2 separate regions of the Homo sapiens genome follow, and region 1 is linked to region 2. A link is an interaction called in ENCODE POLR2A ChIA-PET data of the cell type or tissue named here. Cell type or tissue: Panc1. All regions are shown on one strand. Each heading gives the region's core, and the rest is flanking DNA. Links, peaks and the distances in the headings are about the cores only.

Region 1 (8,736 bases), core at 412-8,411, 78 kb before region 2:
TTCTCTGGGGTGCTAATGAGTCCCTCGGCCCCCTGCCTCCTCCGGCAGGCCCCTTGCTGAGCTGTGGTGGGGGTGCCGGGAGATCCTGGGACTCCCAAGACCAAACCCTCTGCCATGGAAGGATTTTCCTCTCCTGCCCGTGATTACCAGAGGCCAGCCTCTCTTCTGAAGTTCAGCGGATTCCACCTGCTGGTTATGGGTGGTCAACGCTACTGGACGGGGTCTGGGGAGGGCTCTATTGTTTTCAAAACCTTCTACTGTTAGTAGTTTTGAGATGAAGAACCACATCAAAACTTCTCCCTACCCTGTCTTCTATGTTTTCTTCCTTCAGCCCTGGAGTTTGGATTATGAAATACAAGAGGACATTTTCAGGTAATCCACGATTTCCTAGGCCTCAGAATCTTGCGGTTGGTAGCAGTATGTGCTTTGTTACAGTTTAGACACCTGAATCAGGATAGGGTTTTAGGACTTACAGGACACCATAGCTCAGCACAAATGTGCTCATTACTGAATATGTTTATTCGATCTCAAGAAAAGGGTAGGATAAAATAACAGGCATGAAAGCACTTTGAACAATGGAAAGTTCTAAATGAATGTATATTAGGGACCCTTAACGCTTAACCAGCAATTGGATGCAAAATGTCATGGGACTGTCCACGCAGGCGTTTGTCTGGAGAGTGGGCTTAGAGCTTTCATCAGATTCTCAAAGCCGTCTGTAACGAATGAATAAGTAACTAACGAACTAACTCAATAAATTGCTGCAAATCACAGATAATATGGCTTTGCTATTGTTTTGCTGGTTAGAAGCACTGTCGATTTTGTGAAAATTCAAATGCGGTTTGATGATTTTTTTCTTATTTTGCTGATGAGCTGGAGGCAAAACTAGGATTTGAATCTGGTTTCCCAGCTCTCTGTCCAGGCTATTATTGTGACAAGCCCTCCTCTCTGACCCTGGAGGGATGGGCTGCAGAACGGACTATGGGATCCTGTGTTGCTTCATGTGGTTCACTTCCCTGTTCATGTCCTTGTCCTGATTCCCACCAGGGACTGTGACTGTGGGATCCTGTGTTGCTTCATGCGGTTCCCTTCCCTGTTCATGTCCTTGTCCTGATTCCCACCAGGGACTGTGACTGTGGGATCCTGTGTTGCTTCATGTGGTTCCCTTCCCTGTTCATGTCCTTGTCCTGATTCCCACCAGGAACTGTGGGCACAGTCATGATCTCACACTGTCATCCTATTGTTTTCTCTGCAGCATTCAGTTTTACAGATGCCCCCCAGCTTACAGTGGGGCCCCATCCCAATATGCCAATTGCACTGAAAATACCAAAAGTCGAAACTGCATTTAATACACCTAACTTACAGGACACCATAGCTCAGCACAAGTGTGCTCAGGCACTTACATTAGCCTACAGTGGGGAAAAAGCAGCTAACACAAGTCCTTTTTTATAGTAAGAGTATGATACTGCATATCCGTAGCCCAGGAAAAGATCACCATGCAAAACTGGAATGATGGTGTCTACTGAATTGCTATTGCTTTCACCCCATTGTAAGGTTGAAAAATGAAAAAATTGTTAGTGGAGCCATCCTAAGTCAGGGACCATCAGGAGGACTTCCCTCAGCAGCTGCATCAGACTCAGCTCCCCTCGTTATCATGAGCTGTGGACAGAAATGCAATAACTCCATTGTAAAAAGGCTGTGGGACGCTGGAGATGCTGGAGGCCCCAGACCCCAAGCTTGCAGCAGGATGTGGGTGGTGGTGGAAATGCTGAGAGGACGAGAGATGCGCTCTGTGGCTCTGGGCAGAGCATGCACCCTGCAGCACTGTGCTGGCTGTCACAGTCCCTGGGGTGGGGAGGGGACAGTGGGGCCCAGCAGGACCATGTCCCGAGCAGGAATAGGTCCCAGAAGCCATTGGAGGCAACACCTGCAAATATGACAGAGACATCCAGGCAAGTCAGAGACATCTTGGAAGGGATTCAGGTTTAGCAGGTGGGGTAAGAACCGTGACGTGTGGGTTACACATTCTTTCGCGGATGCATGCCTGCATTTATTCCTGGCTCCTTGTGTTCATTTATTCACGGGATGATTAGTAAGTGCTTTTCCATTCGTCTTGCTTTCCTGCTGCACCCGGTCCTGAGGCCCCTCCACCTCCCTGCCCTTGTACCGTTTCCCTCTCTCTCCCATCCAAACCTGCTCTGAGCCAGGAATCAGAACTTTGGCCTGGCGTAGGTATTTAATACAAAGGACAGGTGCTCAGGTTCCAGACTGAATATACTCACTTTCCTCCTCTAACCTGGACAGGAAAAAGCAGGAGAGGATGCATTCTTGCTTCGAGGGGCCCTGAAACCATCACTTGGTGGGACACACGGCAGGGACTCCAAGGCGGGGATGGGGGACCTTGGATTCCAGGGAAAGGGAAGAGATGAGTCAGAAGAGAACCTGCCAGGAGGAAGATGCGAGACCCTGGATTTCACAAGAAGAGCTGCTGATTACACTTGATTGCGTGAAATTTATTTTGCCTTTTTAGTCTTGTGAGCTTGGAGAGAACGCCAAGGCTCCCCAGCCTCTCTGGTGGATTTGATCTTGCAATCTTCATTGTGAGATGAGACGCTCTAGAGGCGACTGGGCTGGGTTTTCCACTTCTTACCACAAAACAGGTATTGTTTATTGAGTGCTTACCCTGCGTTAGGCACTGCACCAAATGATTTGCAGAAATCATCTCATTCAGTGCCACCTTGAGCCACAAAGTCAACACCTTCCTCCCTGGTTCTTAGCATACACTGCTTTATTTTAGAGGGGTGTGCCTGTGTGTGTGTGCGTGTGTGTGTGTGTGTGTGTAGTATATGTGTCTCCTATTCCCCCTATTTGGTAGGTTTCTTAAGGATGAAGTCTGGTCTCCTTAATCACCTCTTTAAACTTCAATGGCCAGCAAAGACTCTTCCATATCGTAGGCCTCGAAAGCATTGCATATGTGGAATTAGGAAGAAAATCCGGAAGGGATGTCTGCAGATACAGAGCGAGAACGGCAGAATTGGTCTCGGTGGGGGTGCCCTGGTCCATAGGCCTGCAAGCCAGCCCTTTATTTTTTATGTGCCCTTGGTTTTGTGGGCTTAAGCCACCTTCTTGATGCTGTTCTTTCATTTAATAGAATGGCTCAAAGGTGAGCATTTTCTTTCAGAAATTGTGTATAAACCCTGCATGTTGAACTGGAATTGGAGGTATTAGTATGAACTCATAGTTTTAATATACTTAGGTAGGTCACCAGCTTGCTGGGGGAGCAGATACAGGTGAGTGTTCCTGTGTTTGTGTTTCTTACGTAGATTCCTGGCTTTGCTAAGAGGACCTGGAAGCTCAGACACCCTAAAGCAATGAGCATGCCACGTGCCCAGGCTTTGGTTTCTGAATCCCATTCTGCAATGAAAGGACAGAGCATTCTTTGGAGAAAAGGTTGATTTAAGGGCTGGGCTGGGCCAGGGAATGAGATGAGCCTGCAATAGGAAGTGCTCGAAGCATGGTGGGGATGCGTCAAAAAGATGCCACCGCCAGTTTGAATGACCTGTTGATGACAATTTGTTGTTGTAGATATCAAAATTGGAAAAATATACTATCACAATTTTTTAACAGTATCCTTGGGTTATAAGATTGATACACACAATAAACTCCACCCCTTAAAAGTGTACAATTTGCTGGGCATGGTGACTCACACCTGTAATCCTAGCACTTTGGGAGGCCAAGGTGGGTGGATCACTTCATGCCTGGAGTTCCAGACAGGGACCAACATGGTGAAACCCCATCTCTACTAAAAAAAATACAAAAATTAGCCGAGCGTGGTGGCAAGCACTTGTAATCCCAGCTACTTGGGATGCTGAGGCAGGAGAATCGCTTGAACCTGGGAGGCAGAGGTTGCAGTGAGTTGAGATCGCACCACTGCACTCCAGCCTGGGTGACAGAGCAAGACTCTGTCTCAAAAAAAAAAAAAAGTGTACAAGTTGACAAATGTAACATCTGTATATACCTGTGAAGCCGTCATCACAATGAAGACAATGGACACAGCCCCCGAACCTTCTTTATGCTGCTCTGTAAGGCCTGGTCCCTGCTCTTACCCCGACCATCCTGATCAGCTTCCTGTCACTAGAGATTCATTTACAATTTCTAGACATTTATGTAAATGGAAATATAAGGTGTATACATTCACTTTTTCTGACTTCTTTGCACAGCATAATTATTTTGAGATATTACTATACATATCAACAATTCATTCTTCTATTGCTAGTAGGATTCTACTGTATTATTATAATATAGCACAATTTGTTATTCCAGTCACCTGTTGGTGGGCATTTGGGCTGTTTACAGTTGTGGCTATTACAAATAAAGATGCTGTAAGCTATCATGGATAATTCTTTGTGTGGACATATGCTTTCAATTCTCTTGGGGAATACTTACGAATGGAATGGCTGGGTCATAAAATGGGTTGTAAAATGGGTGCATGTTTAACTTTTTAAAGAAACTGCCTGTTTCTAAAAGTACCGTAATAAAGTTAAAATGAGGTCTTAATTTCATATTCTTTTTTTTTTTTTTTTTTTTTGAGACAGTCTCACTCAGTCGCCCAGACTGGAGTGCAGCGGTGTGATCTCAGCTCACTGCAAGCTCTGCCTCCCGGGTTCAAGCCATTCTCCTACCTCAGCCTCCCGAGTAGCTGGGCCTACAGGCGCCCACCACCATGCCCAGCTAATTTTTTGTATTTTTAGTAGAGATGGGGTTTCACCGTGTTAGCCAGGATGGTCTCGATCTCCTGACCTTGCGATCTGCCCGTTTCGGCCTCCCAAAATGCTGGGATTACAGGCATGAGCCACTGCACCCGGCCCTTAATTTCATATTCTAAACAGAAGGTGGGAGAGTTCCAAGGGCATTGTGTCATTGCCAGTGCTTGGTATGACCAATGTCTCAGTTTCACACGGGCCATTCTTATAGGTGTCTAATCGCATTATGGTTTAAATTTGCATGTTTATAATGACTAATGATGTTGAGGATCTTTTTCAGGTGCTTATCTGCCACCTGTCTATCACTTTGATGAAGTGTTCATTCATACTTTTTATTAGATTGTTCTGTTATTATTGAGTTTTGAAAGTTCTGGATACTTTTTTTTAAAATCAGATATTATTTTCAATTTTTTTCCAGCCTGTGGCTTATATTTGCATTCTCCTAACAGTGTCTTCTGAAGAACAAGTTTTAAATGTTGAAGAAACCTAATTTATCAGTACATATGTTTACAAATTGTGCTTTTACAGAGTTGTTTGGCTATTTGAGATCCTTTGTATTCCATGTGAGTTGGAGAATCAGCTTTTTAAATTTCTTCAAAAAAAGAAAGCCAGCTAGGCTTTTGATTGGGAGTACATTGAGTCTGTAGATCACTTTGGGGAGAACCATTATCTCAACAATACTAAGTGTTCTGATCCATGAACATCTTGTAGCTGTCTATTTAATTCTGCTATTTTTTTTCTCTGCATGTTTTGTGGTTCTCAAGGTACAGTTTTTACACATTTCTCAAATTTATTTCTAAGAATTTCACTTTATATTTTGATCTATGGTAGGTGGTCTTACGTTTTTAACTTCAAATTCTGATTGTTTGTTGTTGGAATAGAGAAATACAAATGCTTTATGTATGTTGTATTAGCTTGCTAAGGCTTCTATAACAAAATACCACACAGGCTGAGTGGCTTAAACATTAGACGTTTATTTTCTCACCTCCCAGTTCTGGAGAAATCCAAGATTAAGATGACCTCAGGGTTGATTTCTTCTGAGCTCTTTCTTATTTTAGCTTAATTATCTCATTAAAGTTTTTATTTTTATATATGGTTACGTTCTGAGGTACTGAGATTAGGACTTCAACATATACATTTTAGGCTGACGCAATTCACTCCAAAACAATATCCGTCTCATATTCTGCAATCTCACTCAATTCACTTCCAGTAGTATCTTTATAGATTCCACAGGATTTCCTAGATAGATGGTCATGTCATCTCATAAGAAATGCTACTTAACTCCCAATTTTCCAACAGGATGTTAATTTATTTTTTTCTTTTCTTTCTTTCTTTTTTTTTTCTTATTGCACTGGCTAGAACCTCAAATGCAATGTTGAATAGAGGGATGAGAGCAGACATCCTTGTCTTGTTTCTGAATTTAGATGGAAATCACTCAGTCTCTTACCATTAGGTATGGGTCAGCTTTATCATTTTCATAAATGTCTTTTATCAGGCCGAGGAGATTCTTTTTCCTAGTTTGATGAGATTTTTAAAAATTATGAATGGATGTTGGATTTTGCCAAATGCCTTTTCTGCAAGACTATCGTATGGTTTGGTGTTTAGTGTGTTAATAAGTTGAATTACATGGATTGATTTTGAGTGCCAAAACAACTTTGCCTTCCTGAGATAAATTCCACTTGATTATTATGTTCATGAGGGATATTGACTGTGAGTTTTTAAATGTTATGTCTTTGATTGTAGTGTGAGAATAATGATGACTGAATTGAATGAGTTAAGAAGTATGTCCTTCTCTTCAATTTCCTGGAAGAGTTTGTATAGAGCTGTTATTGGTTTTCCTTAGATATTTGAGGAACTCAGATGTGAAGCCTTCTGGGCCTGAAGGTTTCATTGTGAAAAGTTTTTCAACTATGAATTGAATTTCTTTGATAAATTTTGGGGTATTCAATTTACCTGTTTCTTATTTAGTAAAATCTGATAGTGTCCTTCAAGAAATTTACCATTTCATCTAAGTTGTCCAATTTCTTGGTGCAAAGTTATTTATGATATTCTCTTATTGTACTTTTCATATCTGTAGGATCTCTAATGATGTCACATTTCTCATTCCTGATATTGGTGATTTGCATCTTCCTCCTCTCTCACTTCTAAAAATCAGTCTTTTATAAGTTACTGATGTTACTAATTTTCTCAAGGTATCATTTTTGGTTTCATTGATTTTCTCTATTATATTTCTATTTTCTACTTGTATTATTTTCCACTTTGATTTTTATTATTATTATTTCGGTTTCTGTTGGCTCTTTTTTTCTCTAGTTTCTTAAGAAGCTAAGATCATTGACTTGAGACCTGTCTATTTTTGAGTATAGATATTTTGTGCTATAAATTTCCCTATAAGTACTGCTTCAGTGGCATCCCATACTTTTTTTTAACATATTGAATTGTGTGTGTGTGCATTTTAGAGACAGCATCTTTCCCTATCGCCCAGGCTGGAGTGTAATGGTGTGATGATAGCTCATTGCAGCCTTGACTTGCTCAAGCAATCATCTTGCCTCAGTCTCAAGCCTACTCAAGCGATCCTCCTACTTCGGCCTCCTGAGTAGCTGGGACTACAGGTGCATGCTACCACATTGGCTAATTTTAAATTTTTTTGTAGAGACAGGGTCTCACTATGTTGCCCAGGCTGGTCTTGAACTCCTGGCTTCAAGCTATTCTCTTGACTTGGCCTCTCAATGCACTGGGATTAGAAGCATGAGCCACCACACCTGGCCAACATGTTGAATTTTTATTTTTTTTCAGTTCAAAATATTTTCTAATTCCTCTTTTGCTCTCTTTGCTGAAGATAAGTTTTTAAAAAAAATTTTTTTAGAGATGTTATTTAGTTCCTAAATATTTTAAGATTTTCCAAATATCTTTGTTATTAATTTCTAATTTCATTTTATTGTTATCAGAGAACATTGTGGTATGACTTGAATGCTTTTATAGTTATTTAGACTTGTTTTATAGCCCATAATGTAGTTTGTCTTGGAAAATGTTCCAAGTACTCTTGAAAACAATGTGTATTTTGCTGTTTTTAGATGGAGTTTTCAATAGAGATCCATTAAGTCATGTTGGTTGATAGTGTTGTTGAAATCTTTTATATCTTACCGACTTTCTGCTTACTTGAATTCTCGAGAGAGGGGTGTTGACATTTGGATCTATAAGTATGGGTTTTCTGTATCTCCTTTTTCTATTAGATTTTGCTTTATGTCTTTTGAGGTTCTGTTAATACATCCATAAACACTTAAAATTTCTGTGTCCTCTTAATGAATTCTTCTTTTATTATTTGGAAATGGCCATGTTTATCTCTGTATAACGGGCATTGTTTTACAGAGTCCCCATGGTTTCTGCCTCCTGGAGTTCATGCCCTGTGTGACGTTGCCATGACGGGGGCAGTACCTGTGACTTGGTTCTAACCAAAAGACTACAGCAAAGGTGACCACATGTGCATAATTATAAGTAAATAATACGTAATTTTGTTTCATAATTAAAGTGCCCCTCTTGCTTGCATCTCTCTTGCACTTCCTTTCTGACTGTGGAGGCAGGAAGCCATGCTTGGGAAGTCCTCATGACCAGACACCCAGCGAGGCATGCTGGACCCCGACCTGCAGAAATTGTGAGACAGCAAAAGTGTGATGCTAAGTGTGTGGCGATACTGTTACATAGCAATAGAAAGCTAGTAGACCTTATAATAGTCTTTGCTCTGAAATCTATTTTGTCTGATAGCTTTATTTTGATTAGCAATAGCATGGGAGATGTCTTTTTTTTTTAAATAAAAGTAGGTTCGTTATAAGTAAGATACATTTGGTCTTTCTTATTTTCTTTCAGTCAGACAATCTCTGCCTTTTACTTGGGAATGGTTAAAGTCTTTATATGTATTTTTTGTTTTTTATTGTCATATACATGACATAAAATTAATCACTTTTACCATTGAAGTGTACAG
Region 2 (8,736 bases), core at 279-8,278:
AATAATAATATGTTGAATTTGAATCCCCAGTGTGTTGTTGAGAGGTGGGGCCTTGGGAGGTGAGGAGGTCATGAGGGTGGAGCCCTATGAATGGGATTAGTGCCCTTTTAGAGAACGAGCTTATTTATTCCTCTTGAGCTTCTGCCACGTGATGGCACATAGAAGGTGCCATCTATGAGGAATAGGCTCTCACCAGACACCTAATCTTCTGGCACCTTGATTTTGGACCTCCCAGCCTCCAGAACAGTGAGCAATGAAGTCATGTTGTTTATAAATTGCCCGGTCTCAGGTATTTTGTTACTGCAGCCCAAGACATATGTCAGGCTTTGGATATTTATTGGTTCTTTTGTTTCATAGTCTGTTATATTATTTTGTTGTGTGTTTTGCTTTGGTGTGTTCTTTATGCTTATAGATTTGTTTTTATTTCTGGAAAGTTTTTTTGAATTATATCTTGAAATATTTTTATGCCCTGTTATTTTAGTTCTCCTCAGGGATGTTAATGTATGTATGTCAAGAGATTTCTTTTGTCTAGCTTTCAAATCTAACATTCTGTCCCTGTCTTTTTCTCTTTATGCAGTAGTTCTATTTCATTTTCACTTCTCCATGTCTGTCACTGTGTTCACAGATGTGTCTCATCTCCTTTGTGCTGTTTCTGATATGACTTCTGGTCTGTGGTGATTTTGTGTTCTGCTCATTTCTGGAATGCCTCCAGCTCCTGATCCATTCTGACGGGGGTCTTACTTTGTGTTCGTAACCACTAACTTCATGTGCCACTTCCTTCCCCCGCCTCACTTATAGCAAAACTCTACAAAATGCTTTTCTATCCTTGTCTGACCTTCCTCTTCTCCCATTTTCTTTTTAGCTCACTCCAACCAGCCATTTAGCCTTCCACCATTCCATGGAAATTTCTCCTCCTCAAGCCACCAAAGGTCTGGAAATTGTCAAGTCCGGGGGTAGATTCTCAGTTCTCACCTGACTCCACTTATCAGTGGCTTTCACTAAGATGCTCACAGCCTCCTTCTTAAAAGACACGTCCAGGTGGCCTCCAGGATATCCATCTCTCTTTGTTCTCAACCTACTTCACTGGTTCTTCCTTCTCAATTTCCTTTGATGGTTCATCTTTTGGCCCCTAAAATTTTCTTGTCCTGGGGCTTCCTTTGGTCCATTTCTCTTCTCTGTGTACCTTCATTCTCTTAGTGATTTCATTTGACCTGGGAGCTATATTATAATACTATATGCTAAAAATTATGCAGAATCACACGTTGAGCCCATATGTCTACCCTGAAGTCTAGAGTTACATTATCTGAATGCCTTACCTCATCATTTGTTTGTTTTTGGACATTGCAAACTTGGTAGATCAGAGGGCTGATCTCTATCCCTTCCCTGCCCTCCTCCTTTTGATGTCTTTCCTACTTGGAAAGTGAACCCAAACCACTGGAAGAATGCAGTTCTTGAAACAGTGACCACTCCTGGGCTGTTCCTGGAAAATAAGGTGTTGCCCTGGGACTGCCATTGGTCAAAGGGTCCTGGAAGTGGCAGTGATGGACCACAGCTATTGGAACAATGCAAATCTATTCCTTCAACTATTCAGGTCCAAACTCAGACTCATCCACAACTTCAGTCTTTCATATCTCACATCCAATCTGTCTGCAATTCTTGTCAACTCTACCTGCAAAGTATACCCAGAACTTAACCACTTGTAATCATTTCTAACACCACAATTGGGTCCAACCCATTCATACAAAATGAAGCAAACATGGGTCTGATATTTCTGTGATTAAAGTCTGTGCAGATTTGATTGCATGTGCATCATTTCTGCTGCCTTTTCTTCATGGTGTCTTGCTTTCTTGTGCACTTTTTGTTTTTGAGTCTGAGCTCACATTTATTGGAATTTTATCTATGGGGATTTTCTGAGGCCTGGTTTGAAGTTAAGTTCTTGTGGAGAGGATTTTCATTTGCTTCTTCAAATGCCTGGGTTACTACTAAGCCCAATTCACCAAGAACAAAAATGTTGGCTTGAGATTTTATGGACCACTGGATAATACAAATTTGAAAGACAAACTTGCATGGGGACTGCTTTTAGTTTTGAAAACTCACAAGAGATATTTTCACCTCTTCTACTCAAGATGGAAAATGCCAAGTCTCCTGAGAGGTATTTTTCCTAAATGCTTCATCTGAAGTCCTTTAATAAGGGCAATGAAAGTTCATGGAGAGAGTTCCTCTAAACACCTCAGGCTGCCTTGAGCACTGTCCTCTTTCCTCCAATCCTGAGAGGCGATGGGAACCAAAGGTCAAGTCCACCTGGTTTATCAAGTCCGGAATTAGCTTCTGTCTTATTCTTTCTTCTCTATTAGGCCTGATGAACCAAGAGGTCACTAGCTGATGCCCCCATCCCTGACCCCTCTGGCACTTGCCTGGGACACTCCTACCCTCATTCTTCTGCTGGCTCAGTAGAGCAATTTTTTAAGGGCTGCTGCTCACTTTTTTGGGCATGATCCTGGCACCATCTCTGGCTCCTGTAACCCTGTCTGCTCTTCTATTTCTAATTCTGCGGTAGTACTGTCTCTTAAGTGAGTTCTGTCTTCTGATTCAGTCCCCCTCTATACTGCCATTTGTAAGAAGAACATCACGCTTCACAAGGAGATCCTGAGTTGTGGCATGGAACAGCTTGAACTTTGGTTTTCAGTGGCTGGCGATGACCTGAGCCCTGTGCTGAGAGAAGCTGCTTAATCACAATGGGTTTGTAATGTGGTGCTTCGTAATCTCACATGGCGCTCCAACAAGGGCCCAATGGAGTTTCTTCTGTGGTGACTTATATATACTCACGGAATTTATACTCAGAAAACAGAATGAGTGTCTGAAGAATATCCCATGACACTCACAGAAACAGCAAACCTCCACTGACAATCCTTTCAGATAGAAACCAAAAAAGCAATCACATGTGTCATACCCTTGGAATTCTGTGCCATGTTCACCTCACAGTGGCCTGTTCTTTTCCAGAGCTTTGAAGGGTAGTTGAAGAAAGAAAACATTGGTCATGGTTTTAAAAAGAGACAAAGCAAAAAAACTAGAAAAGAAAAGAAGGCACTATACTAAAAAATGCCAGGTACATTGTGAAATTGTGCATGTTTTACAGTTGCCTTCTATGATTTATATTCTGTGGCACACATTTCTGTTGTTGGTCAGCCTTGAAAGATGGCTCTGTTTAGACAACTATGTAGAGATGACTGGCACTTGGAGTTGCTTCAGTATGAGCCCTTGAAAATGAGTATGCAGAAGGCTTGTTATTATTATTTTTAAGCTGACTTCTGAGACATATTCCTATGGAGCCTGAAGTTTTGTGGTACGTAGATGAGGAAATGAATGGCTGTGTCAGGCTCTTACCACCTTCTCTTCCTCCTCTTCCAAGCTGGTGCACCTTGTCATTCAGCTGGGCCACACAAGCCCTGGCAGTGAAACTCCAGGGTTAAAAAAAGGGAAGGGTCACTTCTCAAAGATTGCAGGCAGGACCAGTGCTCAGTAAGTTCATGAAGTGGTCTGATTTTCTTTGGTACCCTTCACCTCCTCTCTTTTTCTCTTGTTCTATGGTCTGGCTACATCTTCTAATTTCTAAGGATGTACCAGCTACCTTTGCCATGTGTCTCACCAATGTTTTCCTAATATTACAAATGAGTAGCTAAGCCTATCAGAATTTCTATATAGATACAGGAAGTTTGAGCTGAGCTTCTCCTTTCTTTGACTCTGATGGTAAAATAGGACAAGAAGTACCTATTTGCAAGTACCAGGTAAAACAGGAGGATTCCAAGAAATGAATGGCTCATAAACTGAATATTCAATAGGATTTTGCTACCGCACAAGGTTGCATAACCTATTGAAAGTATGAAGGAAAGAGAAATGCCTTGGTTTCAACTTGGCCATTCTCCCCTTTGCCAACTTATTAAAAATGGAGCTCAACATTAGTTACTGAACACATAACTATTATGCCTGTAATTTCTCCTTCTGAAAAATAATTGTGTTGAAAATATAAAGATTCATTACAGTCATAACCTCTATTTAGTTAGTTGGAGTGGATTAGTAATCTATAACTACGTAACAAATTACCACAAACTTAGTGGCCTGAAAGAACAACATTTGTTATCTCATAGTTTTTATGGATCAGGAGTCAGGCATGGCTCAACCAGGTCCTCTGTTTCTGGGTCTCACAAGTCTGTAGACAAGGTGTCATCCAGGGCTGTGGTCTCATCTGAGACTTGACTGGGGAAGGATCTGCATCCAAGCTCACTCACATGGCTGTTGGCAGAATTCAGTTTCTCACTGGCTGTTGGCCAGAGGCCATCCTCAGCTCTTTTCCAGGAGGGCTGCTCCAACATGGCGGCTTGCTTCATGAAAGCATGCTGGACAAGAAGTCAAGAGAGAGAGTGCCACAGAGATGGAAGTGACAGTCTTTTGTCACCTCATCACAGAAGTGACATCTCATCAATTTTGTCTTATTTTCCTTGTTAAAGGCAAGTCATTAGATGCAGATCACACTTAAAATAAGGGGATATCACAGAGAAGTGAAGAGAAGGGAGCTTGGGTTACTGAAGACCATCTTGGAAAGATGCCTGCCACAGCAAGGTCTGCCTGCGTTTCACCCCAGTTTCTTGTTCTTTAGCAGTTTTCATCTGGTCCTGGCAAGGCAGGGCAGCCTGCTCCTCGATTCCTTGGAACCCTTTCATGACAAAAGACAGTCTGGGCTTTTCCTTCCTGCCTCCCTCAGTCTGGGAGTGGGTTGGGAGGCAGCAAGAAGCTAAGGAAGTGTGAGTCCAGCAGCCCCACTGCCTCAAAGCAAGCCTAGGAATGCCTCGTCACCATCAGAACAGATTCTCAGTGTTTGAGACAAACGCTACAGCCTTGGCACAGGGCTGGGGATTTTATGTACCCCAGTAATCCCCATAAAGTACTGTGTCTTTAATTACACAACCCACAGAAACTCTTAAAGTGGATGATTAAATAGGAGATAATTAATGACTTTCCATGGAAACCTGCTCATTTGCCAGTGGAAATCATTGGCTAGAGAGCTGCCTGAGTGTTCATGCCAGCTAGAGAGTCTGTGTCCTAATCTTCCAAAAGGCTGGGAACCTCCTGCTTCTGAAGCCCCTGGCATCTTACCCCTGCTGCACCCAGGTTGAGCACCACTGTGTGGCTCCATGGGCTGGTCTCCCCTGGGAAAGCCTGCGAGGCCTCTGGGGCTCCAGGCTGACGTTGTCACTGCTCCACTAACAGCCCAGTGGGAGGGGGATGCATTGTTGCCGCGGTACACACCAGCAAGCAGAGGCCAGAATGCGGGGCTTGCCAGGGAATTGCCTGGTTCCCCACAAACCAGAAAATCCTTGAGCAAACTTTTCACTGATAATGGCTTCGCTTTAGACTTTGGGATTGAGCCTTCAACTGTGAAAAGCTTAGCCTACTTCTCAACCAGTGGAAACAATTGTGTATGTGTGTGCGTGTGTGTGTATCAGACAGTGAGAGAGAGAGAGAGAGATTCAGAGATAGAGAGAGATGGAAGAGGTAGAGAGAGATAGAGATGGAGAGACAGAATCAGAGACAAAGACAGAAAGAGGCAGACATAGAAAGGCATAGAGACAGAGAGAGCAGAGACAGAAAGAGACAGAGTCAGAGAGAGAAAAAGGCAAAGACGCAGAGACAGAGATAAAGAGAAAAACAGAGAGAGATGCAGAGACAGAGAAGGAGATGGGGAGGAGAGGAGAAGAAGAGAAAAGAGAAGAGCAAGTGAGAATACGAAAGAAGATGGTTGTTACCAACCTGTGGTGTTTTATCCCAGCATTATCACTGACACTGATAGAGGGTGAGCCAATGTTCCTGAAAACGCCCCAGGGTGGTGCAGCCCCTCCTGTGAGTAGCTGGCTACAGTTGGTGTTGCTCCAAATTAAAGGGCAATTGTGACACAATTGAATGTATCACTGTTACAATGAAAGACAAATGCACCAAGAATCAGAAGCAAAGGTGTCTGCATATGATTCTTCTGGAGAACAGCCTATTTTTTTACTCATAGCTATTGTCCTAAATGGGGACTTTTAGTACATGGAAGTCAAGAAACAGTAAAGGTTTCACACAAGTGTGACAAATCAACGCATTACACTCAGATAGACGTTTGCCCACTGGTTCAATAACATAACTTCCTAGGCTGTTACTCCTTATTACTTTGTGGTTGATCAGCGGAGTTGCTGATTTGCAGACTTAAGTTGTGATGACATTTTTCATGCAGCTTCTGCTGAGTTTTTGCTCAGAATCTTAATTCCGCCTTACAGGAGTCATGTTACTACAATAAACTGAAATGCCCTTCCCTGCAGTTAAACCTGTCCGCACCATTGGGCCTCTCGTGCTTCCTGCACAGCCTGTGTCCTGTGGGTTCGCTTGGTCATTGTTGCCTTCTCGTAGGAGGAGTGAATGATTTGGCCTCAGCACCATCCACTACGTTGGAAGCTGGAAAGGAATCTGCCTTTCCTCTTGCCTCAAGCCCCCCAGGTCCTGAGCATTTGACCCTTTCTACAAGCAGAGGAAAGCCGTGCACAGAGCAGCTTCTGCAAAAACCCGTTGTGCTTTTCCTCCATGTTCACTAATCACAGCTTGGCCTACTGCAATTCAGGATGAGGCCTGATCATAGGGGCTGCCAGGTAGCTTCTAGGCAGCACCCATGGTGTGGGTCCAGGGGAAGGGGAGGGGAAGCTGGTCTTCAAATGGAAGTGAGATCTGAGTCTAGTTATCCCCAGTCACCCAGAGTGTCTTGAGCACTAGTTATGTGCAAGGCATGAAGCTTTGTGGCCAGAGAAAAGAAGTCTCTGCCCTCAAGCAGATTTTAGAAATGGAGGAAATCCTATGTAATGGGAAGGTGCTATTCATTATTATGCCTGGGGCAGGCTCTTCTCTGGAACTAGCACAGGGCCAGTGTCCCCAGCCAGGTGCACAAGCCTGCCAGGACTGCCGCAATCAAGTCCTGCAGATTGCAGGACTTGGACAACTGAAATTCCTTCTCTCACCATCCTGGAGGCCAAAAGTCCCAGATCAGGGTGTCAGCAGGGTTGGTTTCTCCTGAGGCCGCTCTCCTGGGCCGGCAGATGGCCGTCTTCTCCTGGTGTCCTCTCTAATGTGTCTCTGTTCTCATCTCCTCTTCTTAGAAGGACACCAGTCATATTGGATTGAGGCCACCCTAATGAGCTCATTTCACCTTAATAACCTTTTTAACGTCCTCATCTCCAGGTACAGTCACATTCTGTGGTACTGGGATTCAGGACTCCAGCATATGAATCCGGGGATAGGGTGGGATAAAATTGTGCCAAAATGCCAGGCTTTTTTTAAGATGAGGAGGTTTTTACAGGCAGGGAAAAAGAAGTAATGTTTGTGGAGCAACAGATAACAGGAGCAGAGGCAGCATGGTGGGCTGTACACAGTGTGCACAAGCGGCTGCCCCGTCCAGAGCCCGAAGCCCACTCCAGCAGAACAGGAACCTTACTGCAGCCTCTGATAAAGAAAGGTTTTCTTTTGCAACCAAATCATCTTTCAGAGGAAAGCCTTAATAAATAGGTTCAGCATAGTTTGATACCCATTTATAAGAAGATACTAAAACAAAAATTAAAGGTAAAACATTTATTATATCAACATATAATCTGTTTGTAATTTAGACTAATGACAGTCTTGAAACCTGTCATTTTTAGGCCAAAGTCAATACCAACATTAAAGAGGGGAACATGATCAATCCAGGTGTTTCCTTTAGCAGGACGATCTCAGCAGGGAGGGCCCCGCATTTCAAAGTTGTTTAGAGGATGCCTAAACCATGGGATTTGTGTCCAGTGCAGAGACCCAGTTGATAAGAACCCTACGAGTCAAATCCTTGCTTCCATGAACTCAGCTGCCTTCTGCCTGTGCTGGAACTCCCTTGCATCTTATTCTTCTCTGAGCCCTAAAAGTCTCTCATTTTAAAAGCATGTGTGTGCTAACAGCTAAGAGCTGTGAGAGATTACATGGCTCTGAAATGTACAAAAAAAGGCATGTATTTTCGCAGGCCACAGGCCAGTCCCCGGGGAGTAGAAGTGGTCAGTGTGGCCGTGGCCCCAACCCTATTCTTCCTAGCAGTGTCTTCTCCCCATTCTAACCTTCAGAATTGTTTTATAAGCATGGTTGCTTTGTATACCATGGGTGCGTATATGTTGTGTGTGCTGTGTATTTGTTCTATGCACATACCACACAGCCATCTGTGCACACGCATCATTACACACACAGTGTGTGTGGTGTCATCTATGCTGTGTGTGCATGTGTGTCTATGAATTCCAGGTTATCTCGGCCTCGTTTCTCCAGCAGTTGAGATGACGGAGATTAAAATGTCAAAGCTCTGAGCTGACGAGTGGGTTCTCACAGTGCATATCACCTGTCTGTTTTGACAGTCTTTGGCTGTTAAGAGTGATTAATGGAAGGCATCACAGAAATGAATGTGTCTCAATTCTGTCCCATTCTTTGCAGCTAATAGCCCCAGTATATGAAAATGTTAACGTGTGGCTCCCAGGGAAGCGTCACTGATCCTAATATTGTTACTGTCGTGGTAACGTCCATGAAGCTCATGCTGGAGCTGGAGCAGCTGGGGCCTGCGGTACAGGGTGGAGAAAAGCCTGATGCCTCTGCCTTGTTACCGTGAGCCCTGCACCCCAACATCCTCTTGGCATTTGGGTGTTTGAGAGGAGC

What was found. Peaks named below come from ENCODE experiments on the same cell type or tissue, not always from the same donor. Only the 100,000 strongest peaks of a DNase experiment are listed, where the experiment ranks them.
Region 1: POLR2A ChIA-PET joins it to region 2 with 11 read pairs; 2 of 35 experiments call an interaction of 5 or more read pairs at or near these places.

The regions. Positions count from the first base shown.
Region 1 is chr7:156,298,846-156,307,581 of GRCh38, reverse strand. No RefSeq gene overlaps it. Among named protein-coding and RNA genes, the nearest start is that of LINC00244, 240 kb to the left of the region's middle. In Panc1, for the core only: no CTCF peak of the experiment used is centred there; no DNase peak of the experiment used is centred there.
Region 2 is chr7:156,220,622-156,229,357 of GRCh38, reverse strand. LOC124901791 (a long non-coding RNA gene) reads right to left here and starts at 5,887. Exons shown (of 4, transcript XR_007060617.1): 1 at 5,806-5,887. In Panc1, for the core only: no CTCF peak of the experiment used is centred there; no DNase peak of the experiment used is centred there.